Linked DNA regions of Mus musculus: region 2 is linked to region 1. A link is a loop called in an ENCODE intact Hi-C map of the cell type or tissue named here. Cell type or tissue: heart. All regions are shown on one strand. Links, peaks and the distances in the headings refer to the core of each region. The heading gives the core; the rest is flanking DNA. Region 1 overlaps Slc36a2 (solute carrier family 36 (proton/amino acid symporter), member 2). Region 2 overlaps Ccdc69 (coiled-coil domain containing 69).

Region 1 (15,938 bases), core at 4,548-12,547:
TGTCTAAGTGCCCAGGGTTTTTACAAAAGTGCCTGGAGCACTTGCAGGGTCCTGAATAAGTTCCCTCATGAATGATGGATACTCTGTATTTCTTAGTGGCTTTGGAGTCCCTCCATATTATATATATGAGCTATGCTTGAAACTAGACAGTAACACTTATAAGAGGTTCAGAAGTTGCTGTTTGGCATGTGTGTGTGTGTGTGTGTGTGTACTGTTCAGTTCTCCATTTCTCTCTGTCTTCCCCACACCGCCCCTCCCTCTCTGGAACCCCGGGTCCTTGTGCATCCTGGGCAAGGTCTGTATCCCTGAGCTATATCTCGAGTTCATGTCATGTACTTTCAAAGACACACCAAATAAGTAGCTGTAAGTTTTACGTAAATGGCATTGTTAGGATTGGATATAAGATACCACCATTGTTTGTCAGGGTTGAGGCATTCCCATAATCCTCGCATTCAGAAAGCTGAAGCAGGAGAATTGCAAATTTGAGACCAGTCTGGATTCCAGAATGAAGCTTTGACTAGGGAAAAATCTATAAGTCTGAGTTTGGGGCAGTGAAAATGGAACACAGAGTAATCAGGTGATCCTTTGTTTACAGGAAGATCTATGTCTGTATGGGGAGATGGACTGGGATAGAGACAGGGCAGACAGAGGAGCATCCATCCTCCTGGTGTCAGGGGTGTGCTCTTTGTGTTCAGTAGCTCAGGCTGGGGACACCTGCTCTAGCTGGGTTCTTTGCATGAACTGGAAAACATAGTTTTCTCCCTAGACAACTCCTCAGAGCTACAGTCAACGCTCTTAGGTTCCAGAGCTTTGCTGTGTCAACAGGGAACGTGAGGAGGGCCTTAGGAGCTGGGCTTCAGATACATTTACCCTGGAATGGCGATGGGACCACTCACATTAGCGCATCAGCTTCCCTGCGAGGGCCCTTCTTTGGGGAGGTACTGCTGCTGCTTCTGCTGTTGCTGCTGCCTTTTGAGGAGGCTGTAGACCGACCGAACATATTCCGCTGACACTTGCCAACTTCTCTAAGCAGCGGCACATTCCCCATGATGGACAGGCAGCAGAGGTATAGCACTCAGCTGCCGCAGGCTCTCAGTGGGCTTTCATCAGGAGAAGCCATACAGCAGGTCTCAGGTTCTGGCTCCTGACTCCTGGGTATGCCTGGCCCTAGAGTATGTGAATCAGAGGACAGTGGTGGCTGGAGATGCTGGGGTTATAGGTGCCTCACCAGGCTCTTGGGCACCCAGGAAAGTGTCACAGATCCCTCCAGGACTACCTTAACATCTGTCAGGACTCACACAGACTTTCAGCCTCTCCCAGATCAGTCCTTGATGCTGTGGTCCACGGGGAACACTGACCAAGGAGGAGGAAGGTATCATTAGACCGGAAGTTCTGGTGCCTAGCTGTGGGCTCAGGCTCAGGGTTTGTTGCCTCTGGCAAGGAACAAGCCACAGCTACCTCACAATGGAGGCTACCCAGGATGCAGATGTCACCCAGACCAGCATCTCTAGCTGGAGGTAAACAATGGCTTGTGCCAGCTCAAATGCCAACCTCTCAGATCCTCTGCGCAGGAAGACTGTGTGGACCACCACTTAGTTATGAAGGGAGTGGAAATATACCTTTAAAAAGCCATTTGTGGGCTGGAGAGAGGATTTCATTGGTAAAGCACTTGCCAGACAAGCATGAGAACCTGAGTTCAGTCCCCAGGACCTATGTAAAAAAGCTGGGTTGGTGGTGCAGGCTTGTGATCCCAGGGCTAGGAAGTGAAGACTAGAGGAGTCTTAGGGCTCACTTGCCAGCCCGGTCTGCATGGGAAGCTTCAGGCCAGGGGGAGCTCTTGTCTAAACTAACCAAGCAACCAAGCAAGCAACCAACCAAATAAACAAACATTAAAAAGTTGGCTGAGGCATAATAGCCCACGTCTTTCACCCCAACTCTCCATAGGCAGAGACAGGCAGATCTCTGTGAGTTTGAGACCAGTCTAGTCTACACTGTGAGGTCCAGGCTAGCCAGGTCCACATAGTAGACCCTGTCTCAACAGCCACAATTCCCACCAGGATAGACTGAAATTCCTCTGGAACCATAAGCCAAAATAATGGTTTTCCACCATAGACTACTGTCAGTTGCTTTTTGTTTAGACAAGGAAAAGGTAACCAATGACACTCAGAAAGCTCCTGCCCAGGGGACAGCGAGCAGCAGTTTAAAGCAGGACGGAGGGAGCCTGGGGGAATTCTGAACATTTTTTTTTTAAATTCAATTATTTTTTTCTGTTTGTTAAAAGATGTACTTATTATTTGGGGGACATGCCGTGCTCTATGCTTGAGGTCAGAGGACAACTTGTGAGAGTCAGTTCTCTTCCTTCAGCATGTGGACCCCACAGTTCAAACTCAGATTGTTAAGTCTTGACAGCAAGTGCCTTTACCTTGTGAGCCATCTTGTCAACATTTATTTGATTTATTTATCTAGTGTGTGTGTGTGTGTGTGTGTGTGTGTGTGTGTGTGTATGTGTGTGTGTATGTGTGTGTTGCAGGGTATTTGATCACACTGTGAACCCTGAAAACCAAAACTCTTTCTAGTTGTTGTGTGGCTCAGTCCTCAGCAAATACCTTTAATCCCTCTGGCTGGAATACAGACATGCCCTTAGTACACACATTTAATCCCAAACAGTGAAGGTAAAGTTAGTTTGTAGAAGGAAGCACCCATGTTTGAAAGTGATGTCTAGTTGAGTGGCAGACAAAGTGAAGAGTCAGAGAAAGATTTAACAGAATAGGATACGCCCAACTTTCATGAGAACAGAGAGGAAAGGGGAAATATTTAAGGACCAGGGTAGAAAAAGAGAAGAGAGGGAGGGAAGGGGGCAGTTTTACCGGGACAGTTATAATGAGACAGATAGATATAGTGAGACAGAGAGATAACAAAGTAGACACAGGTGAAGACAGAATGAGCCAAAGAATGAGAAAGAGAAGATTAGAACAGTTTGGTAGAGTTAGATTGAGGCCAGGCAGAACAATTCAGGAGAAACTAGGAGAAGCCAGAATACGTCAATTAGCGTGGAGCTTGTAGAGGAGTTTGAGTCAGAACAGTTGAGTTGAACCAGCCAGGCAGAGATCAGAAAGAACAAGAAAGATGAGTTTATTCAGCAGTAAGCCTCAGTGGCTGAAAACATTCCAGGCCTAGATTATATGGAGGCTAGAAGCTTCCAGGAGTAGCCTAGGTTAGCAGATGGAGACAGTAAGTCTCAGACACAACAAATACTTCAGGAAAATAAAACTTACATTTTACAAGTGTGTGTGCGCACTCGTGGGTGCAGAGAGAGAGAGAGAGAGAGAGAGAGAGAGAGAGAGAGAGAGAGAGAGAGAGAGAGAGAGAGAAAGAGAGAGAGAGAAAGAGAGGTCAGCCTTGGTTATTTTCCTTGGTTGCTCTGCATCTTACTTTTAGAGACTAGGTCTCTTGTCTCTAATTCAACCCAGAGTTCATCAGTTCAGCTCTGCTGGCTGACCAATGAGCTCCTGACCAGGCATCCTCCTGTCTCTACCTCCCAGTGCTAGATCATAGGCATGCCACCCTGCCTGGATATTAATGTGGGTGCTGGGATCTGAACTCAAGCCTTCATGATTACACAGTAGACACTTTACCACTGAGTCCTGTCCTCATCCCCTCTGGATGCTATATTATTATTGTTATTCTTATGTTTGTTTGGTTTTGGTTTTTCGAGACAGGGTTTCTCTGTGTAGCCCTGGCTGTCCTGGAACTCACTTTGTAGACCAGGCTGGCCTCGAACTCAGAAATCCGCCTGCCTCTGCCTCCCAAGTGCTGGGATTAAAGGCATGTGCCACCACTGCCCGGTGCTATCACAACCTTGAGGAGCCACTTGTCCCATGGAACCTTTAATTCTGCCACAAAAGGCAACTGTGAGCCTTTTACTCCTCAGTGACAAAGGAAGTCTCTCTCTCTCTCTCTCTCTCTCTCTCTCTCTCTCTCTCTCTCTCTCACACACACACACACCCTCACCCCTAGCTGAGTAGCCCTGGCAGTTGATGGCTTCTGAGGGAGGAGAAGCCAGTTTTAAGGCTGTGACCTTAACAGAACGAACAGACCCGGACCCAGGAGTGTATGGTTGGCTCAAATTAGACTCAGTGGGTAGTGAAGAAGGAGGAGGAGGAGGAGAAGAAGAGAGAAAGATAGTGAGAGAGACAGAGAGAGAGACACACACAGAGACAGAGAGAGGGGGAGAAAGGGGGGAGAGGGAAAGAGGGAGAGGGAGAGGGAGAGGGAGACTGGGAGGAAGTGGAGTGTGAGGGTGGATACTTTAATGTTAACTTGACACAAGCTATAGTCATCTGAGAAGGGGAACCTTAGTTCCCCTTAGTTAAGAAAATGTCTCCATCAGATTGGGTTGTAGGCAAGCTTATAAAGCTTTTTAGTAATTGATGGGGAGGGCCCAGCCCATTTTGGGTAGTGCTATCCCTGGGCTGGTGGTGGTCCTGGATTCTTTAAGAAAGCAGGCTGAGCAAGCCATGTGTAGCAAGCCAGTAAGCAGCACCCCTCCATGGCCTCTGCATCAGCTCCTGCCTCCATGTTCTTATCCTGTTTGAGTTCCTGTTCGGGCTTCCTCTAACGAACCACTATGATGTGAAACTGTAAGTCAAATAAACCCTTTCCTCTCCAGCTTGCTTTTTGGCCGTGGTTTCTTGCAGCAATAAGACCCTAACTAAGTCTTGAGGGGAGAGGAGAATATGATCAAAATACATTGAATGCATGTGTGAAGTTCTCAAGGAATTAATACAAAAAAAATACTGAAAAAAAAAAAAGAATAGTCTGGCAGTGTCGTATGGTAGTTCTGTCGCTTCTGTTTTGAGGAACCAAAACACGCCCACTTCTGCTGTGGTAGCCGCAGTTGACATTCCCACCAGTGGTGAATAAGGGTTCCTCTTTCCTGTGGTCCCCTGTGAAGGAAGGAGTCCACGCTTGAGCAGGGTGTGGGAGGACACAATGAACACAGGGTCACAGGTCTCAAATGCTGTGCTCAGGTTACAGAAATGCAAAACTCAGATGGGGAAGAAGGTGGTAGCAATCACACACCAGAGTCAACACTCTTCTCAGGATTTCTGAGAGCCAGCAGGTGTCCCCCGCAGACAGCCACCAATACCATGTGGCAATTCTGCTTTTGGAAAAGATGGTGGTGATAATGTCTAGGGGAGAACATTTACCCTCATCACCTTGGGTCACTGTAACTAAGCACTTTTCAGTGTGCATTTGCAAGGCCGTGCAGTCTCCAGGACTTGTCCAGAACCTTCTTTTAGGATGGATGGATGTGGCAATGGGGGACAGAGGCAACCAGATCTTTGTGAGTTTGAGGCCAGCTTGATCTGCACAGGAAGTTTCAGGTTAGCCAGTGCTATAAAGCAAGACTCTTTCTCCAAAAGAGAAAAAAATATTTTTTTTAGAGCTAGTGAAATGGATGGGTCTGTGGGGAAAAAAAAAATGCCATCAAGCCTGTGACCTGGGTTCAATCCCTGGTACTCACAGAGAAGGAGTCTTTCTGTCTCTGTCTCTGTCTGTATCTCTCTCTGTCTCTGTCTCTCTGTCTCTGTCTCTTTGTCTCTCTCTCTCTCTCACACACACACACAGAGAAACACAGACACCATTACACAGTTGTATATGTACATAGACACACAAACACAACAAATACATATGAAACAATATAATTTTATGAAACTCCTTTTTCCTACCTTGCCCATTGACCCTCCTCTTTTATTTGCTCAAAGACCTTTCAGGCCTTGCAGAGCAGCAGGAAGCTGTGATGCTAAATGCCTGGGTTCTGCACCCTCTTGTCCCTATGTTGGTGTTCAGCAGACTAATATGTCTGAAAATGGCAATATATATGGACCTCAGGAACCATTCTCACTACAGTCATAAAGGTAACTCAAGAAAGGAAGGGTTTAAGTTGGTTCCCAGTTCGAGGGCACAAACCATCATGGTGGGGACAGCATGGTGCCAGAATGTGACTCACCCACAGTCAGGAAGCAGAGGGAGGGAGGGAGGGAGGGAGGGGGAGGGGGAGGGGGAGAGGGAGGGGGAGAGGGAGAGGGAGAGGGAGAGGAATGGCCACACTTAGCTTGTCTCTTCCTTTGTATTCAGTTCACAACCCAGCCCATGAGATGATCCTGCCCATATCTAAGTCTTTGTTTCTCAGAGAACCCTCTCTGGAAGCACAGCTCACCTGTGGGTGTGTCTTCAAGGTGATTTTCTATACTCTCTGATTCAACAGAAAGCCCAAAGAAGTCAAAGAGAGATGATCTGGGTGTGGTAGCCATCCCAGGCCTGGGAGGCAGGAGGCACCCAAGGATAGCCTCAGCTATACAAGGCAGCTAGGCCTCAGAGGAGGAAGGGGAAGAGGAAGAGGAGGAGGAGGAGGAAGAATTCTTTAATGGAGACAGGGGAAAGGTATGTATACATTCTAGTATATGTCTCAATAAATAGACAATAATAACATCTTATCACTCAGCTATGCTAACCGGCAGTTTTAGATGATGCAGATAATTGCTAATGAGCCCTAGCTTGCACCTGCCCCTTACGTCAGTGATTCTCATTTTCTGTACTCAGAAGATCTCAGCAATAAGATTAGGGGCTAGAGAGATGGCTCCATGACTAAGATTGCTTGGTGCTCTTACAGAGGCCCTGAGTTCATACACAGCCACCCGTAACTCCAGCTCCAGGAGACTCTCTGTGGCCTTTGAGGGATCCGTGCATATAACACACACGGCGCGCACACACCACAAATAAAAACAAATCTTTAAAAAAAAGATTAACTCAATTATCTTATACAATAGGGGCTTGTCTGTGGAGACCAAGTGCGAGCAGGGGGAGGAAGACCACTCTTCTGGGGCTCCGTTAGGTCTGTCACAGAGTCAAGGATGGGGATGATAGATGGCCCATCCCTGGAAAGGCAGACTGCTGAGCACTGCCCAGGCTTGGAGTCTCATCTCCCAGCAGGGACTCTGAAGGGTTTGGGGTTTCCATGTGGACAGCCAACCCTGCCCCCGTCTGAGTGGGAATGTGGAAATACCTCACAGAGGTTCAATGTGTGGAAAGTAAGACACAGAAGAAGCAGACCAGGCCTCGGGAATTGGGATGATCCCAAATGTCCCCTCTACATATTCTGAACGTCACACAAATATGGAAGGGTGGGGACACACAGGAGCCGGTTCAATCAGGCAGGTGTCATTTGCTAAGCTGACCTCTTTCCCAGTGGCACAATTAACCGTCAACTAAACAGAATCTAGAGCCGCCCAGGAGGCAAGCGTGTGGGCAAGCCTGTGACCAGACTAGGGTAATGATGTGGGCGGCACCATTCCAGTGTGCTGGGGTCCTGGGCTAAATGAAAAGAGAGAGAACTGAGAGTGTTGGCGATTCTGTTTCTTGACTGTGTCTGTCATGTGACAGGCTGCCTGGGTGCCATTCTCCATCAGCATGGACTGGAGCCTCAAACTGTGAGCCAAGGCACAGCTTTCCTGCTTCAAGTCGCCTCTCTCACAGCAATGAGATAGGTAACAGCAAGTGCCTGAGAGAGAGTCACCAGAACCTATGAAACCGCACACCAAAGGGACGGAAACTACATGTGTATTCTGTTCCTCCCTCTGTGGCTCATGGGCACTAGCTCACATTGGTCATCTTGGTCCCATCTTCTTGGCACACACACACACACACACACACACACACACACAGTACACAGTGCTGGAGATGAGACCCAGAGTCTCAGGTAACCAAGCACATGCCCTGTCATTGAGCTACAGCCATGACTCTCATGTACACAGTTCTTATGATCTGGTCAACTTTACTGCGGACGTTGTCCATATGGCTTCACACGTGTGTCTAGAAACAGGCTGGTTGATCTTGGTGTGGCATTCGATCATGATGAGTCGTTTCTATTCCATATGGTCCCCTATCCTCCAGGAGACTGGGCACGATGTCACACACTCCATTTCACTTGGTGTTCTCAGATCCATGATGTGGAAAGCAGGGCTGGAGAGATTCCCCAGTGGTTAAGAGTGCTTGCTGAGGAACTAAGTGTTTTACAACTGCCTGTAACTCCAGCTCCAGGGGACTTAACATTCTCTCTGGTGCACACACATGCACACACACACACTTTAAAGAAAAATCAGCTCCACAAAGCAGAAAGAGAAGGCAGTCTCAGGGTGGAAGCCATCATCGAATTTCCATTTGTAACACTTTTACTGTTGACCATGGCAAGTTACAAGGTCAAGACTCAGGAGATGACCCGTAGACTCTACTGTTGGGTACACAAAGCTACAATGTTATATAAGCTCTTGTTTTTATAACACCTTTACCCAAACTATTATATAAGAGCCCTGTATTATGCTTGGTGCCCGACAGGTAACAGAAGATGTTCATTGCAAGAATTCAGAAGTAAAAAAACGACTCCAATGATGTCTCTGTCTGCTGCCCCTGGCCCATAGGCATGACCCTATGTTTTTCTTGTTCACTGCTGGATTTCTGAGTTGGGCTAAGACTTAGTGGTTTAGAAAGTTCAACACACTTATCTGTAACATAGATGGTGACATTTTATCTGAGCATTGTGACTGGCCCTGGCCCCCTCCATCTTGATGCTGCCTTGAGCACAGTGTTCCCCATCATGGTCAGGAAAAGGAAATAACCAAAGCCTCAGCGGGCAGAGACTACCTTCTGCCAAAAGCTGGCTATTGCTGCCGCCTAGTGGTTGCTTTTTGCATAGCTCCACTCAAGGCAGGAAATTAGCAGATAAATGACAAAAACAAGATGGCGGTTTCCACAGGTGAGGTCTCCACAGTGTGGAAAACTAGAGAACGACCAACATTTCTTTTGTTTTTAATGACCATCTATCTACACCTTGTATGCGGTGTAGATGGCCCCCATCTCCTTTGCGCGCGCGCGCACACACACACGGTACTGGGGATATGCTACACCTGTTTTTTGTTTTGTTTTGTTTTTTCCTGTCTTGGACCAGAGAAAAGGCAAAGTGAAAAAATTCATAGACAACATAAGTCACCGTGGGCGAGGAGAGGCTCTGTCACTGAATAAACATGGTGGAGTTGGACAGGGCGGGAGAGTTCCCGGACTTGATCAGCTCATCCAGGGCCTGGTAGGTCCCCACCACAAAGCCCATGAAGCCCAGGATGCTGATGAGGGCATCCTTGGTGACGGTCAGGGGGCTAATGCCCTCTCCATAGTAGGTGACCACCTCCAGCAGGGGCGGGATGATGAGGGCCAGGGCGCTGCTGCTCACAGAGCCCACCAGGGAGAGGACCAGGTCCAGGCGTGGGATGAGGATGGCCAGCATGCCTGTGGGAGATGAAGGGAGACAGATGGAGAGTCCTAGGTTTACTTTAAAGGCTGTTATTGAAGTCGTCTTTAAGAGAAACCAAACCTCCCTCAGAAATTCAGCTTTGCACATAAAAATTGAGGGCTGCGGATGTAGCTCAGTTGGTAGAATGCCTGCCCAGAATGTGTGAAGCCCTGATTCTATCCCCGGCACCATGAAAACTGGGCACAGCAACATACACCTATAACCCCAGCGACTTGGAGGTGCAGCCTGGAGCATCCAGAGCTCAAGGATTTTTTTGGCTGCATAGTCTAGTTTGAGGCTAACCTGCGATATGTGAGACTGTATAAAAAGGAAATAAATAAACGTAGAGAAAGAAAGGAAGAAAGAAAGAAAAAAGGAAGGAAGGAAAGAAAGAAGGAAGGAAAGGAAGGAAGGAAGAAAGAAAGAAAGAAAGAAAGAAAGAAAGAAAGAAAGAAAGAAAGAGGGGAGGAGGGAGGAAAAGAGAGAGACAGAGACAGAGACAGAGAGAAGGCAGGGCATAGTAAAAGAAGAGGGCTGACTCCTGCAAGTTGTCTTCTGACCTATACACATGTGTCAACATGTACATATGAATAACAAACAAACAAATGTAAAAAAATAAATAAAAAAGAAAGAAAAGAGAAAGCGAAGTGTTCCCAGGGCGCCAGTCCTCTCCAGGAGGGCTCACTCGTGGTTGGTGTTGCCCATTCCTGTTGTTCAGCTCTGCCCTGACAGGGCAAGGCAATGCAGAGGTTCCTTCATCTTCTATTTTTGCGGAGGCCATTTTGGGTTTAACTAGACTTTGATCTCTTTGATGGAGAATTCCACGAAAAGTCACTCAATTCTATTCTGGGAACCTGAGGCCAGGATGTCTCGGTTTATTTATCTTAGTTTCTGTTAAATTGCCTGTTTGTGCAAACCCCAGCCTCAACCTCCTTGTCCCGCTTCAGCTGCTGTGTAAGACACCAGGATGTAGATTTTGCCTATAAGCCACTTGCTCTAAATGTTTGAGGCTACACTTGAGTCCCCAAATACCTGAGTATAGTCCCAGCCTGCTGGAATAAAGACTTTCACCTGGCTATAAATGGTGGTCATCTTTGGAGGGTTCCTCACAACAGTTTGTGTTCCTATTGTGTTGTTGGCGGGGTTCTCTAACCCCTTAGGTTCAGTACTTGGGGTTCTGGAGATGGAGAGACTAAGACAACCCAGTGTTCATTTGTGAGCTACAGCTAGGAGATCCAAAGGGGTAGCTCTCTATAACCAGGGAATGAAGGAACCAGATTTGCCCCATATGGGGTCTCAGCAAAACCCACCAACCCCCAAGCCCAAAGGGAGTGGGAGTTTCAGATGGTCCCTTAATTCCAACGACAACGGCTGGCTTCCTTGTAGCTGACCTTGCTGATGGGGATTAGAGAGGCTGTGTTTCCAGAATGCCCTATTTAGTCAGCAAAACCGGTTTGGATCATGTTTTTTGCTTAACCACTGTTTAGATATCAATAGCTTTGAATGATCTTTTGCTATTATTATTTCACGCATATATGCATGTTCTGAACGCTCTCCACATCAAATGCTTTCTGCCTGTATTTTCATTTTCCAACCTTTGACAATGTCCTGTGGGTATATACTATATGTTGATTGTGTCCCTTCCACTGCCTTCTCTCACCCCCACCCCTGTCCTTCATGTCTAAATAACCGGCAGGATTTAATTAGAGTTGCCTACATAACATTGGTGGGGGTTTCGGGGAAGGGGAGCCTTGTTTATAATGTTGGCCTAAATGTATACAAAATCATGAGGGACAGACAGCACCTGTTGTTTGAGCTTTTTCGCTGGCTCCCCTCCTTCAATGTCAGCCTTGGACGTGAAAGGTGCTGGCTCTGGAATTTGGTGGCTTGGGTTCGAATTCTGGTTATGTTTTTTCATTATCATTATTTTTTTTAAAGTTTAATTACATTTACTTATTGAGCATATGTGTGCGTGCGGAGTATGTGTCTCAGCACATATGTAGAAGTCTGAGGGAAACCTGCCATGTGAGTTCTGGGACTAAACTCAGGTTGTAAGCCTTGGCAGCAAGTGTCCTTCCTAACTGAGCCATCTCATTGGCCCTTGGTTACTACTGCTGCTGCTATTGAGATAGTGCCCCACGTAGCTCAGGCTGGCTTCAAAGTTGCTATGCAACCAAGAGAGTGACCTTGAACTTCTAGTCCTCCCGCCTGTACCTCCTGAGTGCTGGGATCACAAGTGTGCATCACCGTTCTCTACCTCTGAGGTACTGGAGATTGAAGCAAAGGCTTCATGCATGCCAGAAAAATGCTCTACCAACTGAGCGACACCCTCAGCTCCAGTGCTCACTGGTCAATTATTTGGCAGTGTCCTGCTTCCTTAGCATTCTCACAAGGGCTGAATAAAATGCCAAGAAATACAGCCTAGGACGAGTTTACCGCAGTGCCCCACAGTTTCTCTATCATGTGATTGTTATTTATTACACTGGGTATCAGTGAATCTGTCCTTAGACTGGGCATCTGCATACCTTTCTAATCAGGGAACGTGCAAGAATGGTCTAAATAGAGGTTGGGAGATTGGCTCAGTTAGCCAAGTGTCCTGGCAAGCACAAGGACCTGAGTTTGATTTCTAGAACTTAAAAAAGAATGAGGCATGGTGGGGTACACTTGTAACCCCAGCATTGGGGAGGCAGAGTCAGGAGGCTGATCTCTGGAGGTAGCCTCGCCTAACTGCTGAGTTCTCGGCTAATGAGAGACCATATTAAAAAGAAAAAAGGTGATGGTGCCTGAAGAATGTCACCTAAGTTGTTCTCTGGTTTCTACATGGATGCACATCTCTGAGTGAATACACCAGATACAGATACAGACACAGACACAGACAGACAGATAGACAGACAGACAGACAGACACACACACACAGAGAGAGTCTCTGTCTCTGACTGTGTCTGCCTGCCTGCCTGCCTGTCTGTCTGTCTGTCTGTCTCTTCCCCAGAAATGGTCCAGAGACTCCCGGCCTCTGTTCTACTCACATGTGAGGCAGACCAGGGCAAGCCGGATAGACAGGTCCACGGGCAGTGCCCAGCGTTTTGACACCTGAGAGACAGCAAGGGGGATGATGATTTCCGCAGGGACGTAGAACTGCAGGGCATAGGTACACAGGATACCGACGACATACAGGAGCTTGACTGATTGGTACAGCCTGCAAGACACACAGCCATGTTCTCCATGGCCCAACACTTCCACGCCTGACCTCCTGGGGGCAGCAGACTCTGATGTTGGGACAATCCCTTGGGTCTTTGTTTCCTTATCTGAAAATGAAGGTGTGGTGCCTTCTCTGAGTGCAGAGGCATCTCACCAGTGTAGAGGGAAGAGAAGCATCAGGGATTCAGGCTCTGGTGCTTTTCAGGGCAGGCCTGAGGACAGACGTGGAGACTACGTACTTCTCCCAGAAACCCTTGGCTGGTAAGGGGCCAGGGTCCTAAGTGGAGGGTCTAAAGTCCTGTGTGACTAGAGTTCATAGGAATTGTTCGTGTCCCCTAAATCCTAAGTACATCAGGAGCCCTCAACACATGTCCCATCTAGTTGAGAGGACTGCGGAATCTCTGATAATGGAGAGGGAAAGACATTATCAGTGGGATTGTGTGAGGGGATGAAAGAAGAAACAGGGTCGTGAGTGGGCTTGAAGCTGAGGCCCAGATAAAGGGTGAGGTTTCAAGGGAGCTGAACTTGTGTGTGTATATGTACATGCTTGTGTGTATGTGAATGCCTGTGCGTGCATGTGTGTTGCATGCATGTGTGCATGTGCATGCATGTGAGTGTCTATGCATGCTATGCATGTATATGTGCATGTGTGCATATGCATTGCACGTGTGTGCACATGTGTATGCATGTGTATGTGCATGTACATGTGTGTTGCATGCATGCATATATGTGTATGTTGTATGTGAGCATGTTTATGTGTATTCCACATGCATGTAGAGGCCAGAGGTTGATATCAGTGTCTCCTTCAGTTACTCTGCACTTTTTTTTTTGAGACAAGGTCTCTCACTGAACCTGGAACTCACTAATTCAGACTGACCGGCTAGGCAGTGAACCTCAGGGGTACTCCTGTCTCTACCTTCCCACTGTTAGCATTACAGGCACATGCCTGGCTTTCTGTGGGGGTGTTGAGATCAGACTAAAAGTACTCACACGTGTGTGTCAACTTCTCTTACCCACTGAACCATCTCAAAGCTCTGTTTGATGTTTTCAATGCTAGATCCCCTGGTTTGGGGGACCCCAGCAGCAGCAGAGCCTGGGAATGGGAACCAAAGGGTTCAACCCACAGATAGAAGCCCTTTGTCCTCGTCTAGAACTCCCGTGCTCTCCCCTAGGTGACCAAGGATTCTTGTTTCTGTCCTTTCCTCTTAGTTATGCCCCCTTTGCACTGAGATACCCGACTCAGCCTGGAAGCAGCTCTTGACGGGATCTCTGTAGTCCAAGGGACCAATGGTGGCTCCATCTCTCCCAGAGGGAATGTCTCTATGCCTGGTTTCCTTGCTCCAACAGGGAAAGGAAGAGAGCTACACAGTTCTATACATCTCTCAATCCCTACCACCCAAGAGCCATGAAGGTACCAGCAGTTGGGCAGGTTAAGAGTGATGCTGGCTTTGATGTCATCTCCAAACCGCAGGTAGCCCAGAGCCCCGATAGCAATGTACAGGGTGGTGATGATGGACATCCCCAAAGACAGAATGGTTGGGAAGCCGCGGGCATCCTTCATCTTGTTTTCCAGAGGCAGGACCTGCAGGAGCATCCCACTGTAAGGAAGAGGATAACAACAGCAACAACAATAACAGTAACAACCAGGAGCATAAAGAAGAGAAAGCCTTGCTGCCTCTGGAATGTGCCCAAATGAATCAAAAGAAGGGACCTTAAAAGACATTTGTACGTTCTTGTTCATGTCACCATCATTCATGATCAAGAGGTGGGAGGCAGACAAACATCATAAAATGGGTAAACAAAATGTGGTACATACCTGAAATGGAATATTATACAGCCTTTAAAAAGAAGGAAATTCTGGGGCTGGAGAGGTAGCTCAGCAGTTAAGAGCCCTGATGGTTGTTCTTGTAGAAGACTCTGATTCAGTTCCCACCACCCACACCAGGCAGCTCACAACTACCTGTAACTCCAGCTCCAGGTGACTCAGCACGCTCCTCTGACCTCTTCAGGCACCAGACACACAGGCAAAAGACAGAGCATAAAAATAAATACATCTGTTTTAAGGAGAGTCTGACACACATTGCAGTGCCTGTTGAGGCCAGAAGAGGGCGGTAGATCTCCTGGAGCTTGAGTTACAACTTGATAACCCTGGTTCTCCATAAGAGCAGCCAGCGCTCCTAACTGCAGAGCCATCTTTGTGCTTTGGACACACTAGTCATTTGAACAGAGGGAGGATACATCTCACTGTGACTTGGATTTGTGTTTCCCCAATGGGTAATGAGAAGGTGCATATTTTTCATGTATTTGTTGGCCATTTGTAGTTCTTCTCGAAGTCTCCATTGGGGTCATTCACCTATTTGACAGCTGGATTACTTTGCTGTTGTCTGCAGGGTTCCTTATACACCCTGGTGTCAGCCCTGTCAGGTGATCATGTGGCTCCTGTCCTGAAGGCCACCTCTCCCACGTTTTTCCTTCGCTGTCCAGATGCTCTTTAGTTAGATGCAACCCCATTTGTCGGTTTACTTCTGTCCTGTGTGTCTTTGGAGTTCTATCCAGGGAATCATTTCCTGGACTCCCACTGTGTTTGACTTATTCCACCCCCCCCAATATTCCCTTCTAGAAGTTTTAGAGTTTTGAGTCTTCCATTAATGTCTCTGATCCACTTGAGTTGATTTTTTAGAAAGATTCTTAAAATTACATTTATTTATATGTGTGTGTGTGTGTGTGTGTGTGTGTGTGTGTGTGTGTGCAGAGGTCAAAGGACAGACTAGTGTGGGTTGGTTTTCTCCTCCTGCCATGTGAGTCTCAGGGGATTGAATTTAGGTCAGCAGGCTTGGAAGCAAGCACCTTTGCTGGGCCTTGGGTTGATTTTTATGCAATGTGAAGTCCCTCCTTGTTCCCCCAACCCGGGATAAACGTTATAATGTTGAGTGTCAGGATGCTTTTCTTCCTGTCTCTATGAGTTTAAACTCAAGGGAGGTCCCAATTCTGGAATGACTCAGTGGTTGATGGAAAACAATTCTTTTTTTTTTTAGCGGGGGACGTGAAGAGGAACCCTTGAAGGACAGATAGTGTTGCAGGAACCCCACTTTCCTGTTTCTCTGTCTCTGCCAGGCCACATCCCCAAAGGCAGGTCCCAGCCACAGAGCCACAGTCTGGTGTACTAGTGACACAGAGATTTTACCCACATCTGAAGTAGCTGAGAACCAACTGGGAAAGGGAACTCTGGGGAACCCCAAGGGTGAGTGGGATTAGCCGGGCGTGGTGGCGCACGCCTTTAATCCCAGCACTGGGAAGGCAGAGGCAGGTGGATTTCTGAGTTCGAGGCCAGCCTGGTCTACAGAGTGAGTTCCAGGACAGCCAGGGCTATACAGAGAAACCCTGTCTCGAAAAA
Region 2 (15,938 bases), core at 2,907-10,906, 110 kb before region 1:
TGCTGCGTTCTCCCTTCCTCTGGACTGGCACGTCCAGCGGGGTCTGTATGGGTGAGGGTAAGATGCATGACTCAGACCCGAACAATGCATCAGGATTGGGGATTTTCTCAACTCTCTTCAAATTGGTCATAGGAAGAAAATCTTTGGGCACTACCTGGGGAAGTGGACGGTTACTGCCACCTGCTGGCTAGTTGCTGGATGGCGGCCAGGCAATGCGGTGCCTTCCTGCAGGCTCCCCACCTCCAGGTGGCCCTAGGAATCCTGTAAGATGATGACTGGGAACGCCCTCAAGGCCCCTCTCAGGGCCTGAATAAAAGTTAAGAATCTTTAAAAGAAGGAGGAGGAAGGGGGGAGTGGGAGGGGGGCGAGAAGAAGATTGTAAATCCAGTGAAGGTGACAATGAAGATTATAACAGTATGATGAAAATATGGTAATTGGGGCTGGAGAGATGGCTCAGTGGTTAAGAGCTCTGGCTGCTCTTCCAGAGGTCCCGGGTTCAATTTCCAGCTTCCATATAGCGGCTCACAGTGTCTGTAACTCCAGTCTCAAGGGTTATGATTCCTCCTTCTGGCCACTTCCAACAACACGTGATCATGAAACAGATATGCACAGATGCAGGGAAAACACTCATACATATAAAACTAACTAAATACTTAAAAAGTGCTATAAAAATAAAAACTGGGCCGGGTATGATAGTGCGTACTTTTAATCTGGAGCCAGAGAAGGGCAGATCTCCATGAGTTTCAGGTCAACCATGACTACACACTGAGAGCCTGTTTTTTGTTGTTTTGTTTTGTTTTTTAATGTTTTTTTTTTTTCAAGACAGGGTTTCTCTGTATAGCCCTGGCTATCCCGGAACTCACTCTGTAGACCAGGCTGGCCTTGAACTCAGAAATCCACCTGCCTCTGCCTCCCAAGTGTTGGGATTAAAGGCATGTGCCACCACTGCCTGGCTGAGAGCCTGTCTTAAAACGAAAAAGCATCCTTCGAAACTCCCCAACAACCCAAATGGTACATTGGAGCTGGGCATGCTGGCACATGCTTTTAATCTCAGCAGTTGGAGGCAGAACCAGTCTGATCTCTGTGTGTTCAAGGCTAGCTTGGTCTACATTGTGAGTTCCAGGTCAGTCAGGGCTACATTGAGAGATCCTATCTCAGAATAATGATGGTGATGATGATGATGATGGTGGTGGTGGTGATGGTGACGATGATGTCATCTAATCAGGGCACACTCTATAAAGGGGCCTGCATTAGTGAGTGTATGGGCCCAGAGTATTACAGTGCACTACTGTGGACTTTATGAACATTCTTGGGCTATGCTGCTTATAAAATACATATTGCCAGGTATGATAGCTTACACTGTAATACTAGCACCCAGGGAATGGAGGCAGAAGGGTCAGAAGTTCAAGGTCAGCTAAGGAAACTACCATCTCCCCTAGAAGTTCTTCAGGACAGTGGGGAACTGTCACCCGCTATGACATGCCTTCTGGCATATTCCTGAGGAACTTGAGGGAAGAGCCATCACTGACATTTGATCTTGGTGGGCTTTGGAGGCAACTCACTGAGTAAAATCTCTGCTTGCACAAGCTTCAGGGTCTAGGTCACCATACTTTTCCCACTTCATTCATTCATTCATTCATTCATTCATTCATGTGAGACAGTGTTCCTCCATGTAACAGACATGGTTGTCCTGGAGCTTGCTTTGTATACCAGAGTGGTCTGGAACACACAGAGATCCTCCTGCCTCTGCCTCCTGAGTGCTGGAGTTAAAGGCATGCGCCACCACCCCCAACCTCCAGATTTATTTTTATTTTACTTACATGCGTGTTTTGCATGAATATCTGTGCACTACGTGCATGCAGTACCCATGGAGGCCAGAAGAGGGCATTGGATTCCCTGGAACTGGAGTTTAGAGAGGGTTGTGGGCCCTGGGAATATGGAACCTGGGTCCTCTGGAAGATCAGCCAATGCCCTTACCTGCTTAGCCATTTCTCCGGCCCTGTAGCTTTTGTTTGCTTGTTTGGATTGTTTGTTTGTTTTCAGGCAGGGCATCAACAATGTAGCTCAGGCCAACCTTAACTTCCTATCCTCCTTCCACTGACCCACATGCTGAGATGACTGTACCACCATGCCTTCTGAGTACCATCAGGTTCCCACGCTTTTGGAGTCTGGTTGGGATCTGCAGATCTGCTGCACCCTTCTTTGTGAATTTCCTTCCTCTGTTATTTCTCTTGAGACAGAATTGTGTTATTGCTGTATAGCTCAGGTTGGCTTGGTACTCACAATGATTCTCTTGCTTCAGCCTCCCAGAGTAGTAAGGCACAGGCCACCCCACCCAGATAGGGATTTTCTTTCTGGTTCTTCCTTTTGCTGCTTCTTCAGTTATCTGCTCCTCTTCTGGAATCATCAAGTTCTTATGTGTTAGTTCCTCAGGAGCCATGTTAAGGGGCTTGGCAGTGCCAGCCTCAGTCCTACTCAGGGTGAAGTCACTTGATCACTTTGGCAAACCTTCTGAAGACACCCTTGGGTCTCTTCTCCCAGATATCATCCATGCCCTGCTTAGTGACATCACTGGCGCTATAGCAAGGCTCTGGATGCATTCCTGGTATTGCAATCCTTCCAGAGATGCACCGGGACTCCTGCTCCTTAACTGTATGTAGCGACAGCCTGGCGAAGGTCCTCCAAAAGGAGTGCCCTTCAGAGCTGCAGTGCATGCCTGATCCATGGGTGGGATCAAAGTTGTGACAGTGGAGAGAAATGCCAAGATCACCAGGGTTGGGGATACGGTTCAGTCTGCAGAGTGCTAGCTTGCTGAAGCTCTGGGCTCAGTCCCCAGCACTGACATGAACAGACAGGGTATGGTGGCATCTACCTGTAATCCTAGCACTTGGGAGGTGGAGGCAGAAAGAGCAAGAGTTCAAGGCTACCTCCAGCAAAGAAAGTTTAAGGCTAGCCTGGGCTATAGGAGATCCTGAGTCAAAATATAAAACAGAAGATCACCCATAACAGGAGGATGTGTGGGAGAGTTGACAACAGTGAGGACATCTGGAAACATCTGCACGCTGTTCAGTCCTATAAAAATTCAGGAGAGTGTCTTGGCAGAGGAGCTGGGTGAAGTCAGGGTCCTTATCACCCCCGTAGGAGGCTGGCAATGAATGTTGATTGACAGCCTTGAAAGCTCTGGCTTTTCCCTGTGTCAGAACACAAAAAGCTTGGACCTGAAGTTTACAACACTGTTCCCAAGACTTCTGTTGAGGGCCAAATGTAGCTCAGTTGGTATTGTAAGTCAGTTGGTATTCTTGGCTAACATGTGGGAGGCCCTTGGATTTGATCCCCAGCACAAATCAGACATGGTGGCTTGGGCTCTTGTTGCTACCACTGGAAAGGTGGAGGCAGAGAATCAAGAGTTCAAGGTCATCCTTACCTCAGTGAGTTTGAGCTTATGGTGTACGTGTGAGACCCTGTCTCAAAAACAAGGGGGTGGGGGTGTCGAGGGGTAGTAATCTTTGAAGTAAAAAAAGAACAGAAAAACTCTGGGTTTCTGGTTCCACCACAGTCTAGCAAAGTGTGTTAGTGTGAATGAGAATGCCACCACATAGGCTCAATATGTTTGAATGCTTGGTCCCTAGTTAGTGGAATTGTTTGGGAAGGATTAGGGGGCATGGCCTTGTTAGAGAAGGTGTATCTCTGGGGGTAGTTTCAAAAGCCCATGCCAGGTCCAGTCCCTCCCCTCCCCCTCTGCCTGCTGCCTGTGAATCAGAATGTAGAGCTCTCAGCTACTACCCACTATGCTGGTCATGGACTAACCCCCTAAAACTCTAAAACCCTCTAAAACTGTAAGCAAGCTCCAAATTATATATAAATAAAAGAGTTGCCTCTGGCCTGGCAGTGGAGGTTCATGCCTTTAATCTCAGCAATCAGGAGACAAAGGCAGGTGGATCTTTGTGTTGGAGGTCCAAGGCTATACAGAGAAACCCTGTCTTGGGGGAAAAATTGCTGTCTTGGGTACTGTGTCTCTTCACAGCAACAGAACAGTTACTAAGACACTGAGTGACCCTAGAGCATTTGTTAACTGACTTTTTTTTTCTGAGAACACAGTGGCACCAGCCACCCAGCACTAAGTAGCTCTCGGTAATGAGGAGACTGAATATAAGCAATGAATCCTGACGTTCCTACTCCTGCCTCCCAAGTGCAGGTGGGCCCCACCATGCCTCGATGGATTGCCCTTTGTGTTTACTGAGTAGAGGTCTGGTCTCTTTCTGGGAGGTGAGAATTCCACTGGGTTTTGTGACTTATCTACTTGTCAGAGAACTGGATGGGTTCGATCTTACGGTCCATCTTGTTTTCCTAAGATAAGGCTGGAATTTTGAACATTCTAAGGTCTCACTTACTCCTTGGAGAACCTATGATTCTCAGATCCCTTCTCTGAGATCCCAAGATACTACAGTGTGGGGAGGAGGAACCATGCAACTGCGGGAGCAAGTCTGGAGCAAGAGTGAGATGGAGGCATGTCCAAACCCTGCAAATCTTGTCCCAGGAAGGGCAGGACAAATCTTGTCCTGCCTCCCTGTTCTGGGCCTGCATGTCCTGGAGCACATAGCCTTACAACCCCCAACCTTTGCCACCCTTGAGGCAGTCACATAGGCTGGTGGCCAGGTCACAGGTTAAACTTCCCTTCTCCTTATAAGGTCATGTCCAGCAGTACCTGGAATTCCTCCTTATGCAAATGAGGCATTCCCAGCACCTTGGATCTGGCCAATGATGTATACTCTACCCAATTAAATGTTTCCCCCACCCAGGCAGTGGTGGTGCATGTTTTTAATCCCAGAATTTGGGAGGCAGAGGCAGACAGATTTCTGAGTTCGAGGCCAACCTGGCCTATAGAGTGAGTTCCAGGACAGCCAGAGCTACACAGAGAAACCCTGTCTCGAAAAACAAAACAAAACAAAAAAATTCCCCCCAACTAAATGAGCTGTTCAATGAAGTCTGCCTCCTGAGAAGTCTGTTTCTTGACACACCCACAGCAGCCTAGAGTCTCCATCATCCCCAGTAGTTCCTGCCTCCATTTCCCTCTTGGGTCACTGGTCTGATCTCAGGCGATCATGCCAATAAAGGAGGAGGAGCAGAGTGGGATGAATGACATCATAACATACTCTTCCTAAATCATCCTGTGTGGGGGTGGAAGTTCTTCTATGGTGGGAGGCAGCTTGGTGGCTAAAGTGCCTGCTTTATAAGCATGGGACCTCACCTTGATCCTCAGAACCCACATAAAATCCAGATGTGGTGGCCTGTGCCTATAATCCCAGTGCAGGGGAGGCGGGGATGAGGGATCCCTATGGCTATATGGCCAGCCAGCCTAGCCTAACTCTGAGCTTCAGGCTAACCAGAGACCTCGTCTCAGTGGAGATAGATGGAGTCCCTGAGGATGACACTCAAAAGTTGTTCTTGGACAGACAGACACACACACACACACACACAGACACACACACAGACACACACAGACACACAGACACAGACACAGACACAGACACACACACACACACACACACACACACACACACACACACACACACACACAGAGTTTTTCTAAGCTTGGATGCAGTTTGCCTGACTAGCTTTTATTATCAATGATTGCTTTCTTCATGACCCATTGTTTCTTCTTTGTTGTTACTTTTGTCTCTTTTTGATACAAGGTAGCCCTTGCTCACCTAGGAATTGCTACATAGACCAGGTTAGCCTCCAACTCATGGAAATCTATCTGTCTTTGCTTCCTGGATGCTGGGGTTAAAGGTGTGTGCCACCACGCCCACAGTGATTTCATCTCTGATGTCATTCAGGGTACACTCAACAAATACATGACCAATGAAAACTAAGTGATGTATGACTTCCAGAACTTGGACATTCCAAGATAGATTATTTCCAAGGCTGTCTATTCCAGACACATGTTCCCTGCCCCTTGAATCACCCTAGACTAGACACCAGGAAGGGAGTGACGTTTTCAGTTTTATAATGTAGTCTGGACCACTTGTGCCATGTTCTTTTGTCCTCATCTATTCTCTGTCCCTTTGAGAACCCTTGGACTAGAAAAGAAAGTGACACTATATCCTTGCTGTTGAAACCAGTCTTAGGTGTTCATCTACCTACCCATCTACTTATCTACACATCCATGCATCTACCCACCCACCCATCCGTCCACCCACCCACCCATCTGCCCGTCCATCTGTCCATCTATCCATGCCCACAAACATCCATAAATATACTCAACCATACATCTTTATATCTATTCACCAATTCCATCCATCCAACTACATACAATCCATTAAACCATTGTTCTATCCATCCACCTATCTACCTATCTATCCATTGATCCATCATTTTATCTACTTATCCACCTATCCACTCACCCATCTATCCCCCAATCCAGGTATTCAGGATTCATCTATCTCTCCATTTATCCATTCACTCATTATCTATCCATTCATCCATCCATCCATCCATCCATCCATCCATCCATCCATCCATCTGTCCATCTATACAGCCATCTGTCCATCTATACAGCCATCTGTCCATCCATCCATCCATCCATCCATCTACCAATATGAACTAAGGCCAGAAAGTGTGAGATACCTTGCTAAGTAAGGCTCAGGGAATCAAGTATGAGTATTCTAGACCTGGTCTAGCTTTGAGGGACAGATGATCTCCCCAGAAGGAATAGAGGCAAATGGTCCTGGAGTAATCACACAAGTTCTTGAGCACTGTGAAAAGTATAGTGGGATGGAGAGGAGCAGGTGTTCTGAGAGCCTTCACCAGTTCACAGGCTAGATCTAGGACCTCTGATACACTCAGGGGCATCAGAGGTTACTCCCTAAGGCCTTGGGCAGATCCTGCATGCTGGGTATCTGGGAGACATGGGCACTATCCACATGAAGTTTATCTCCTGGAAACTATCAGCTAGACTTTGTGGTCTGGAAAAATCTTAGTACCCCTTTGAGACTGTTGAGTCGGAGACAAGAAACTAAACCACAGCTTTCCAACGCTTCTTTCAACCTGTGTGGTCAGCTACAGAAGAACCAGAGAGCCTGGGAGGCCAAGATCTTCCTTAGATGTGTAGGGAACCTAGGCTTCAGTCAGGCATGGTCAACCAGCAGGTGGCAGAGCAAGCGGTGGGGGCCAAGCTCAGCTGACTGAGGCTCCTCTCCAGGCTGATCGCCACCCTCTGCAGAGCCCTGGAGGGATTCTCCAGGGACAAACCCTCCTTAGGTGCAGAGAAACAAAAATCCAAGTCTAAAAACAAAAAGCCGAACCCCAAAGCATTAAAATATGCAAAGTGTAAAGCTGTAAGAAGAAAAATGAACTATGTTATAGCCTCCCCCCATTTATTTGTTTGAGATGAAGTTTCATGTAGCCCAGGCTGGCCTCACACTCATTATATAATCAGTGATAACTTTGAACTTCTGATCCTCCTGCCTCTACCTCGGTGGCGCTTGAGATTACAGTTTTGTTTCTCTCACTGGGCTTATGTGGTGGTGCTGGGGACTGAACCCAGGGCTTTTTGTATGCAAGGCAAGCACTACAACTCTTAGGTATTTAAGCTTTCCCTGTAATTGTTTTTTTCACACCCCTCGGGGTTTGCTCTTTGAGAAGGTTCTATGTCATTTAAGTGAAAATACTTCAAAGGACTTGAACTTGGAAGTCAAAGGTCAAGTGTCAGCTATCTTTTTCTGAATGAAGTTAGATTGGTTGTTCTCTTAGGCTGAGTCTCTTGCTGCTGCAGTGCAAACACAGCCACGGATAGTACTTGTGGCTGTTATCCAAGATGTCATTTATGGACACTGAAACGCAGATTTCAGATCACTTGCTACCAAATACTGTTTTTCCTTCATTTAAAAATATTCGTTAGGGATGGTTGTGCCTTTAATTCCCAGTGCTCAGGAGGCAGGGAAGCAGGCAGATTTCTATGAGTTTGAAGTCAGCCTGGCCTATGGAGTAAGTCTTAGGCCAGCCAAGGCTACATAGTGAGACTCTGTCACAAAAAATAAAAATTAAAATAAAATAAAAATAATAATAAATTCAGGTGGATTGGAGAAATTGTTCAGTGGCTAAGAGTGTTTCCAGCTCTATCACAAGGGTTCTATTCCCAGGACCCATGTTGGGAAGTTTACAACCACCTATAGCTCCAGCTCCAGGAAATCTAATGCCTTCTTCTGGACTCTATGGGTACCTGAAAGGAGACCAAGGCCGGAGGATCAGAAGTTGAAGACAAGTCTGAGCTACATAATGAGTTTGAGGCCAGCTAGAAGTAAATGGGGTCTTGTCTCAACAAAACAACAAATTTAAATGCTTTCTCCCCCCCCCCCCCCAAATCCTGCAGAGGAGCTGGTAAGATGATTTTGCAGTTAAGTGCACTAGCTGCTCTTCCAGGGGACCCAAGTTCGATTCCAGCACTCACACTTTATTGGCTCACAACCATCAAGAACGCCCAGCAGGCAAAAAACCCCATACACCTAAAATAAACTTGAAAAATTCTGCAGAGGAATTGTGACAGCCGCACAAATCTCACCTCCCACAGCTTCACTCACTTATTTTCGTCTTAGCCCTTCCCTGTGACCCTTCTGTGACCTCAGTGCTCTGTCCCAGTGTCTCCTTTCTGGGTTATATCCCTGTTTCTTTTCTGGGCAGGACTCTGAAAGGCTCTACTCGGGATGGCAGGAGGACCCAGAAAGGGACTTTCCTTGTTGTCCTGGAGAAGTCAGGACTAGGGACTTTGGTTGGCCTTTCCCACAAAGCCACTTCCTTTCCATGGCAGGCTATTTCTCTGCTCATATCCTACTGCCTCCAGGGGTAGCCTCCACGTGCATGGCATACATCTACCCAGCATGCACGCACATACACACACACACACAACACACACACACACACACACACACAGAGTACCCGCTGATCTTCCAAAGGACCTGAGTTCAGTTCCCATCACCCATATCAGGTGACTCACCATTCTTGACTGCACAGTTCCAGGGGATCTGACACCCAGTTCTGGCTTCTGTAGGCACCTGCACGTGCGTGGCACACCCTCACAGTGAGGCGCACACACATGCACATAAATAAAAACCAATCTTTTTTAAGTGTGTAAGACCCCTTCTGCAGCCCATCAGAGGTGACTCTTCTAACAAATTCAGTATATATATAAAAAAAAAATGATCTGGGCTGGTGAGATGGCTCAGTGGGTAAGAGCACCCGACTGCTCTTCCAAAGGTCCGGAGTTCAAATCCCAGCAACCACATGGTGGCTCACAACCATCTGTAAAGAGATCTGACGCCCTGTTCTGGTGTGTCTGAAGACAGCTACAGTGTACTTACATATAATAAATAAATAAATCTTTAAAAAAAAATGATCTGTTCAAAGATGGCTACACAGGGTATTTCAATTAGAATTCTTTTAGGGGATGCTCAGAATGTGTAAAACTTCCTAAATACCTTATACCAGTGGTTCCGACCTTCCTAATGCTGTGACCCTTTAATACAGTTCCTCATGTGGTCGTGACCTCCAACCATAAAATCATTTTGTTGCTACTTTATAACTGTAATTTTGCTAGTGTTATGAATCATAAATATCTGATATGCAGGATAACCGATATGTGACTCTCTCCTCCCCCAAGGGGTCTCAACCCACATGTTGAGAACTACTGCCCTACTCTGAGGAGACTGTAAGACATACCTTCTAGGAACTTACTGCAGAAGAGGATTAGCGTGTCCTGACAAATGTACTTTGAATAGGACATGTTCCCCACAGATTCACATGTGTTAAATGTATGATACCCAAATGTTGGCACTGTTTGAGAAAGTTTTGGCACCTCTAGGCCGCTTCGGTGGCTGGAGGATGGGAGTGGGCCTTGAGGCTTAATAGCCTGATTGCCAGTGTCATGTGACTATGAGGCCTCCCATTCCTGCCACCATGATGGACTCTATCCCTCGAGACCCCTAAGCTGAAATAAGCCCCTCCTCCCTTATGCTGCATTCCTGAGGGTGTTTTACTACAGCAACAAGAAAGTAACCAAGACAACAGAGAATGAAATACACCCTCACTGATAAGAACATGAAAATAGAGTTTTATTTTAACAAAAAAATTTAACTTCACATTAAGACCTTAGATAAATATGCTTAAAAATACTAACAGTGCTTATTAGCTCTACAGCAAATTCAACCTTTTATCTGGCTAGATGTGGTGGGACATGCCCATGTTCCCAGCACTCCGGAGGCTGAGGCAGAGTGACTTTGAGTTCAAGGTTAGGATGCTCTCTACTCAGTAAAAACAACACTGTGTTCCTGTTTCTTGGATTGTGTCTCTTGCAGTTTTTCTCTGAGTCAGAGTTATGGGTGTGGCACTAAGAACTTGATAGGTTGGTGAATTGTCAGCAAAACTGATGATCTGGGATTGGGGTTGTCCCCTCTTTGTCAGACGGTGCAAATGGCTCCAGCTGCCACGGGAGAAGTCTTAAATGCCCTCATGAGGACAGAGCAAAGAGAGGAATATAACTGCCTGCTTGTTCCCTGCTGCCGACTAAGGAAAGGCACTTCTTGGGGTGGTCTCGGTGGTCCAAACTTCCCCATCAGCTTTGTAGAAGCGTCCCTTCTCCCCCCACCTTGTCCATCCTGGGAGAAGAATGGAGTGGCTCTTGCTTTGTTCTCCACAGAGTCTTTGGAGGGGGCAGTGAGTCTGGAAACCATGGTGGGCCCAGGCCCTGCACCTTTACACGGAGGGCAGAGGCCTTTGAGGTGTAGCAGAAGGCAAGGTAAGATGGAGGAGGTGCTAGCCTCAAGGACTCAGATGGTTCAGTGGCTCCTCCGTCTGCTGCAGCAGTGGCCGTTCTGTGACTCCTTTTCAAGGTCCTGAAGTAGGTCTTTCCGGAGCTGCCTGTGGTACAGACAGAGCAAGGTTGCCTGATGGAGCAACTATTACTTGAACCAACCCATTGCCCCAGGAAGCCTTCCCTACGGGGAGTCATCATCATCATCTCTCTCTCTCCAAGGTGTTTCCCGCAACCCCAGTTCCCTGTCTGTATGTGAGGGGTGATTTTTCTTTGTTGTTCATGTCCCAAATCCTCATAGGTTGGAGTTCTGGGTGGCTCCGGGCTGAGCCTCCCTGCCTAGCTGGGTCACCTGGGGTGGCATGGGGTTTTGGTTTCCTCACCAGCAAATGGGGATCTGGAGGAGGATTCCACCAGAAAATATGTCACATATTCAACTGCCCATGACACAGGACATCAGCGCTCACTTACAAAGCCTCAGGACCGATTTGTTCCACGCATGCCTGCTTTGGTAGATTGTTTCCTGTTTCCTGTTTCTCATGTTGAAAAACTGGGCTTTCTGACTCCCAAGGAAAGAGGAGTCACGTTCCCAAGACAGGTCCTGGGGCCACTTGACATTCCAATCCCCAGGCTCTTCCGGGTCCCTCCCAGCTGGAAGTTTTGGCAGAAGGCTGGGGATAGGAGGAAGGGGAATGGCTACCTTGACATGGTCAACCTGTTCCCAGCTTGGAATTGTAGGTCCTCAACCTCCTGCCGCAGGGTGGTGTTTTTCAGTGCTAAGATCAGATTTTTTTCTTTCTGTAACAAACCAAGGAGCTTGGAATGGAGTGGCTCACTCACTCTTGGCACAGTGGGCACCGTCACCTCTCCCCTGGGCACTGCTTTATGGAGCAAGAAGTTAACTGGAAACAAGGTCAGAGTTAAGATGGACTGTCCACTTGGCTTTTGCAACTGAAGAATGTTAAAAAACAAAACAAAACAAAAAAAAACCAACCTACTACTGGTAAGATGGCTCAGTCAGGCCTGGAGAGAGGGCACAGTGGCTAAGAATGCTGGCTGCTTACACAGAGGACCCCAGGTTGGTTCCCAGCACCCACATGGTGTCTCATAACTGTCTGTAACTCCGGTTCATTGGTCCCAATACCCTCTTTTTAGCCTCTGTGTACATGTAGTGCACAGACATACATAAAGGCAAAATAACACACATAAAATAAAAATAAATCTTAAATAATTTTTTAAAAAGGTTTTTAAAAAAAGGTAGCTGGGGGCAAATGGGGCAAAAGGAGCAAAGAGTGTTTCCTGCCAAGGTGGGCAACCCCAGTACAATCCTACCAACCAGCACGGTGAAAGGAGAAACTACTCCTGCAAGTTGTCATCTGACTTCCTCTATGTCTATGGAAAACACCCACCCACACATACATACACACACAAAATCAATCAATCAATCAATCAATCAATCAATCAATCAATCAACCAACCAACCAACCAAACAACCAATCAACCAACCAAATAAAAACCCAAACAAACCAAATCCACAGTTTGACGGATTCTAAGGGTAAGGCTGCCCCAGGGTTCTGAGACCTCAGTTCTGAGTTGTCAAAGGGCCTTAACTCTCCAGTTCCACCTTTACCAAGGCTAGCCTCCCTGTCTGCCTGCAGGGGGACAGCTGCCACTGAGGAGCCAGGCTGCTGGGGCCCAGGGCTGCCCTACTTACAGCAACCTGAGGGCCCAAGAAAAGACAGGAGTCAGGTGATCCAAGAGTCACTGCCTGACTCCTACAGGAGGGGCAGAGCCAAGCTGGCAGGAGTGGGATGGAGGGATGGGGGTGGGGGATAAACCAGAACCGGAAACGCCCAGAAAGCAGCAGCAGCAACAAGCCGTGGGCCCAGCACTGACCAGCATCTCCAGGAGGAACAGCTGCTTCTCAAGTTCGTGAATTCGTTCATTCTTCATCTCAATAACATGGTGTAAACTCTCCAGCTCTTGCTCCCAGAATGGGCCAGGACTCCCATAATCCTAGAGAAGGACACCAAAGGGCCCCATCAATCAGCACGGAGGGACATGAGTCCTCCCTGTTCCCCATCCTCCCAGAAGCTCACTGCATCAGTCTTGTGTGATTTCACGGCCACGATGCATTTATTTTCTTGGCTCCCCTTCTAGGGGCACTCTTTGAGGCACGTGCCTGGTGGGTACACAGCTGTAGTTTGGTAGGCAGCTGACATGCTACCTGTGTCAGGTTGGTTAGTTGCCCCAAGTTCTCTCTGGACTCAGAGCTGTATGCTCCACCATCTGTCTGCCTCTCTCAGTGTGAATTGAGGACCCTCTTGTTTCTGGGCTCTTGTAAAGGGGAAATTGTCAGGTTTGAGGTTTGTTCTCTAGGGTTGCCTGCCCATGCCCTTTCCATAGCATCAAGGATAAAGGTCTGCAAGTGTTCTGTACCTACCTGGATGTGGTTTCTATAGAGTCGGCTAAGGATGGACCCGTCCACCTTGTTCATCTTGGCTTGCGTGGCCTCCTGTGGTGAGACATGACTTGCACAGGTGTTCTGGGGAAGGGAGCAGGAAGGAGATAGCAAAGATAGCCTGTCAAGGTGATTTTCACTATACCAATAAAAACCAGGAGGGCTAAGGTTCTTCATTGTGATTCTGGCCTACGCCATATACTGCACAGCAGAGCAGGCTGAAACCATTGCATCTAAGGCTTGAAACACTCCAGGGCTACTTCTCGCTGTAGAGCTTTTAACGGCACCTGTGATGGTTGATACTGATTGATAATTTTACAAGAGCTAGAGTCAGCAGGAGACAAACCTCTGAGCATATTGAAGAACTTTTAATGACACCCGTGATGGTTAATACTGATTGATAACTACAAGTTCTAGAGTCGTCAGGAGACAAACCTCTGAGCATGCCTTTGAGAATGTTTCTAGATCAGGTTAACTGGGGTGGGAAGAGCCACTTTTTTTTTTTTTTTAAATCTGGGTGGCACCACGCCATGGCCCAGGGCCATGCACTGAATATAGAGGACAGAGCAAGCTGAACACCAGTGTCTGTCACTCTCTGCTTCCTAACTGGGTGCAACTCGACCCGCTGCCACATCTTCCCACCACAACGGAATGACTCAAACCGTAAGCCAACATGAACTCTTCCTTCCCAAAGAAACTTCTTGTCAGGTATTTGATCAAAGTTAACTACAACTGATCCCCAAACTCTTGGGATGACATCCTGGTTATTTAAGACCAATGTCAACCTACATTCAAAGCCCAGCCATGTCCTGCTCTACCTGCCTATGCAGTGGCTCAGCATCACACCCAACCCCAATCTCAGGACATGTTATTTCTGTGCCTTTCCCCTGACAGAGATCTCCTCAGCCATTCCCCTTGTGGCAGAGTCCAACCTCTTCTTATGATCCTAGGCTCAGTCCCACCCTCTGGGGCTTGCTTCCCCCGGCCTTCCTACACCCCGGCATCTTGGACGTCCTTAGGCAACCTGTTTCCCACCCCTTCCTCCATGACTTTGAGCAAGTTGCTTGAGTCTGCTTAGGACTTGCATCCCATGATTCTTCACTGAAGCAATCCCAAGCACCTTCCGGGCTTAGACCTCCTCCCTCTGAACGCCTGCAGTCCGTGCCATCTCTGAGATCCCCCTGACAGTCCTTGGTAAGTGCTCCACTTTCCTCTCTGTTGCTCTGGGATAAAACATCCCAACGCAAAGCAACTTAGGGGCAAAGAGGATTCATTTCAGCTTCAAATTCCAGGTGACTCTCCATCATTTTGGGGAAGTCTACTTCCCCACAGGAAGGAACTTTAAACAGCTAGTCACAGCACAATCACAGTCAATAAACAAACAAATAGAGAAATTAGTGTGTACATGGTCACTTGCTGGCTTGGTTGTGCTCAGTGTGCTCTCCCCACCCTGGCAGAGTTCAGGACCCTCTGAATCCCCTGGGGGTTGGGTGTTGCCCACATCAGGCTGATCTTCTAGGTTAGCTTAATTGAGATAATACCCTACAGGACAATTCCATGCAGATGATTACTCATTAAGACTTTCTTCCCAGGCTACTCTAAGTTATGTCAAGTTAACAAAGAACAAAAAAGCTGATGGGTTGGGGATATGGCTCAACACTGCCTTCTCTTCTAGAGGATCTCAGCTCAGTTCCCAGCACGCACACGATGGCTCACAACTGCCTGTCTACAGCTCTTTCCAGACATACAAGTGGTGCATAGACATACATACAGAAAAAAAATACACATAAAATGACATAATAATAAAATCAATTAATTAATACCTCCCCCCAAAAAAACAAAGCAGAAAACCACCATAGAAAAGGAGGCCAATCTTAATTGCAAGCCAAGGGCCCTTAACCAACTCTCTGGTCACTATATCAAAGGACCAGGGTACATGGAAATCTAGCACTTCAGCCCCCTATCATCTAGGCATCATTTTTTTGGCTGCTTTGGGGGTCCACATGGCTTCCTTGTCATTTCTCCACCTCCCACAACCAAATGGCCAGGCCCGTCTCACCTGCAACGAGGCTTTGGCCTCTTGGATGCAATCACTAAGAGAGACTTTCTCCTGTGCATTCGATGTCTGCGGGACTGTGAAGAAAGGAGAGTTTTATAAAACACTTTTCCCCCAAGCCTCTGTCGAGTTCCTTAAAGTATGGAAGGTTCTGATGATCACGTGGGGCCCAGGAGCTGAGCTATAGTCTTCTTCATCCTTCTCTCTCCCACTCTGGCTCATGAGCTGTGCTGGTTAGAGTCTATTGTTAACTGGATACAGTCTAGAGTCACTTAAAAGGAGGGAACTTCATCTGAGGAGTCGGCAGGGTCACACTGGCCTGTGGGTATATCTGTGGAGCACTGACTTCTAATTGATGTGGGAGGGTTCAGCCCACTGTGGTAGGGCAGATGACCTGGGCCATGTAAGAAATTAGCTAAGCATGGGTAAGTGAGAGCCAGTGAGCTCGCAATTGACATTCTTCCATAGATTCTGTCTCCAGGTTCCTGCCATGAGTTCCTGCTCTGACTTCTCTCAATGATGGGAGTGTGACCTAGACGGTTAAGCATTTGTAGGGCTTAACAAATCCCTGGGTAACAGAAACATCTTCTCCTGGGAGAGAGTGAGCCCCACCAGAA

Evidence for each region. Hi-C counts contacts between places; a loop is a spot of excess contacts. Peaks named below come from ENCODE experiments on the same cell type or tissue, not always from the same donor. Only the 100,000 strongest peaks of a DNase experiment are listed, where the experiment ranks them.
Region 2: it touches region 1 in a loop (7-fold over the local background); 31 of 42 quality-filtered maps call a loop at or near these places.

Annotation. Positions count from the first base shown.
Region 1 is chr11:55,150,274-55,166,211 of GRCm38, forward strand. Slc36a2 (solute carrier family 36 (proton/amino acid symporter), member 2) reads right to left here. Exons shown (of 10, transcript NM_153170.3): 8 at 13,960-14,126; 9 at 12,373-12,542; 10 at 8,195-9,342. The coding sequence ends at 9,071. It overlaps Gm31688 (a long non-coding RNA gene), which reads left to right. Exons shown (of 3, transcript XR_388653.3): 2 at 5,769-5,921; 3 at 6,272-6,465. Slc36a3 (solute carrier family 36 (proton/amino acid symporter), member 3) reads right to left here and starts at 1,435. Exons shown (of 11, transcript NM_172258.4): 1 at 1,299-1,435; 2 at 897-1,167. The coding sequence starts at 1,048. In heart, for the core only: a CTCF peak has its summit at 8,742 (motif pointing left); DNase peaks (open chromatin) are centred at 4,928 and 8,728; H3K27ac peaks cover 277 bases.
Region 2 is chr11:55,039,648-55,055,585 of GRCm38, forward strand. Ccdc69 (coiled-coil domain containing 69) reads right to left here. Exons shown (of 7, transcript NM_177471.4): 3 at 15,325-15,398; 4 at 13,248-13,349; 5 at 12,701-12,820; 6 at 11,505-11,602; 7 at 10,091-10,911. The coding sequence ends at 10,830. Among named protein-coding and RNA genes, the nearest start is that of Anxa6, 14 kb to the left of the region's middle. In heart, for the core only: a CTCF peak has its summit at 7,133 (motif pointing right); no DNase peak of the experiment used is centred there; H3K27ac peaks cover 975 bases.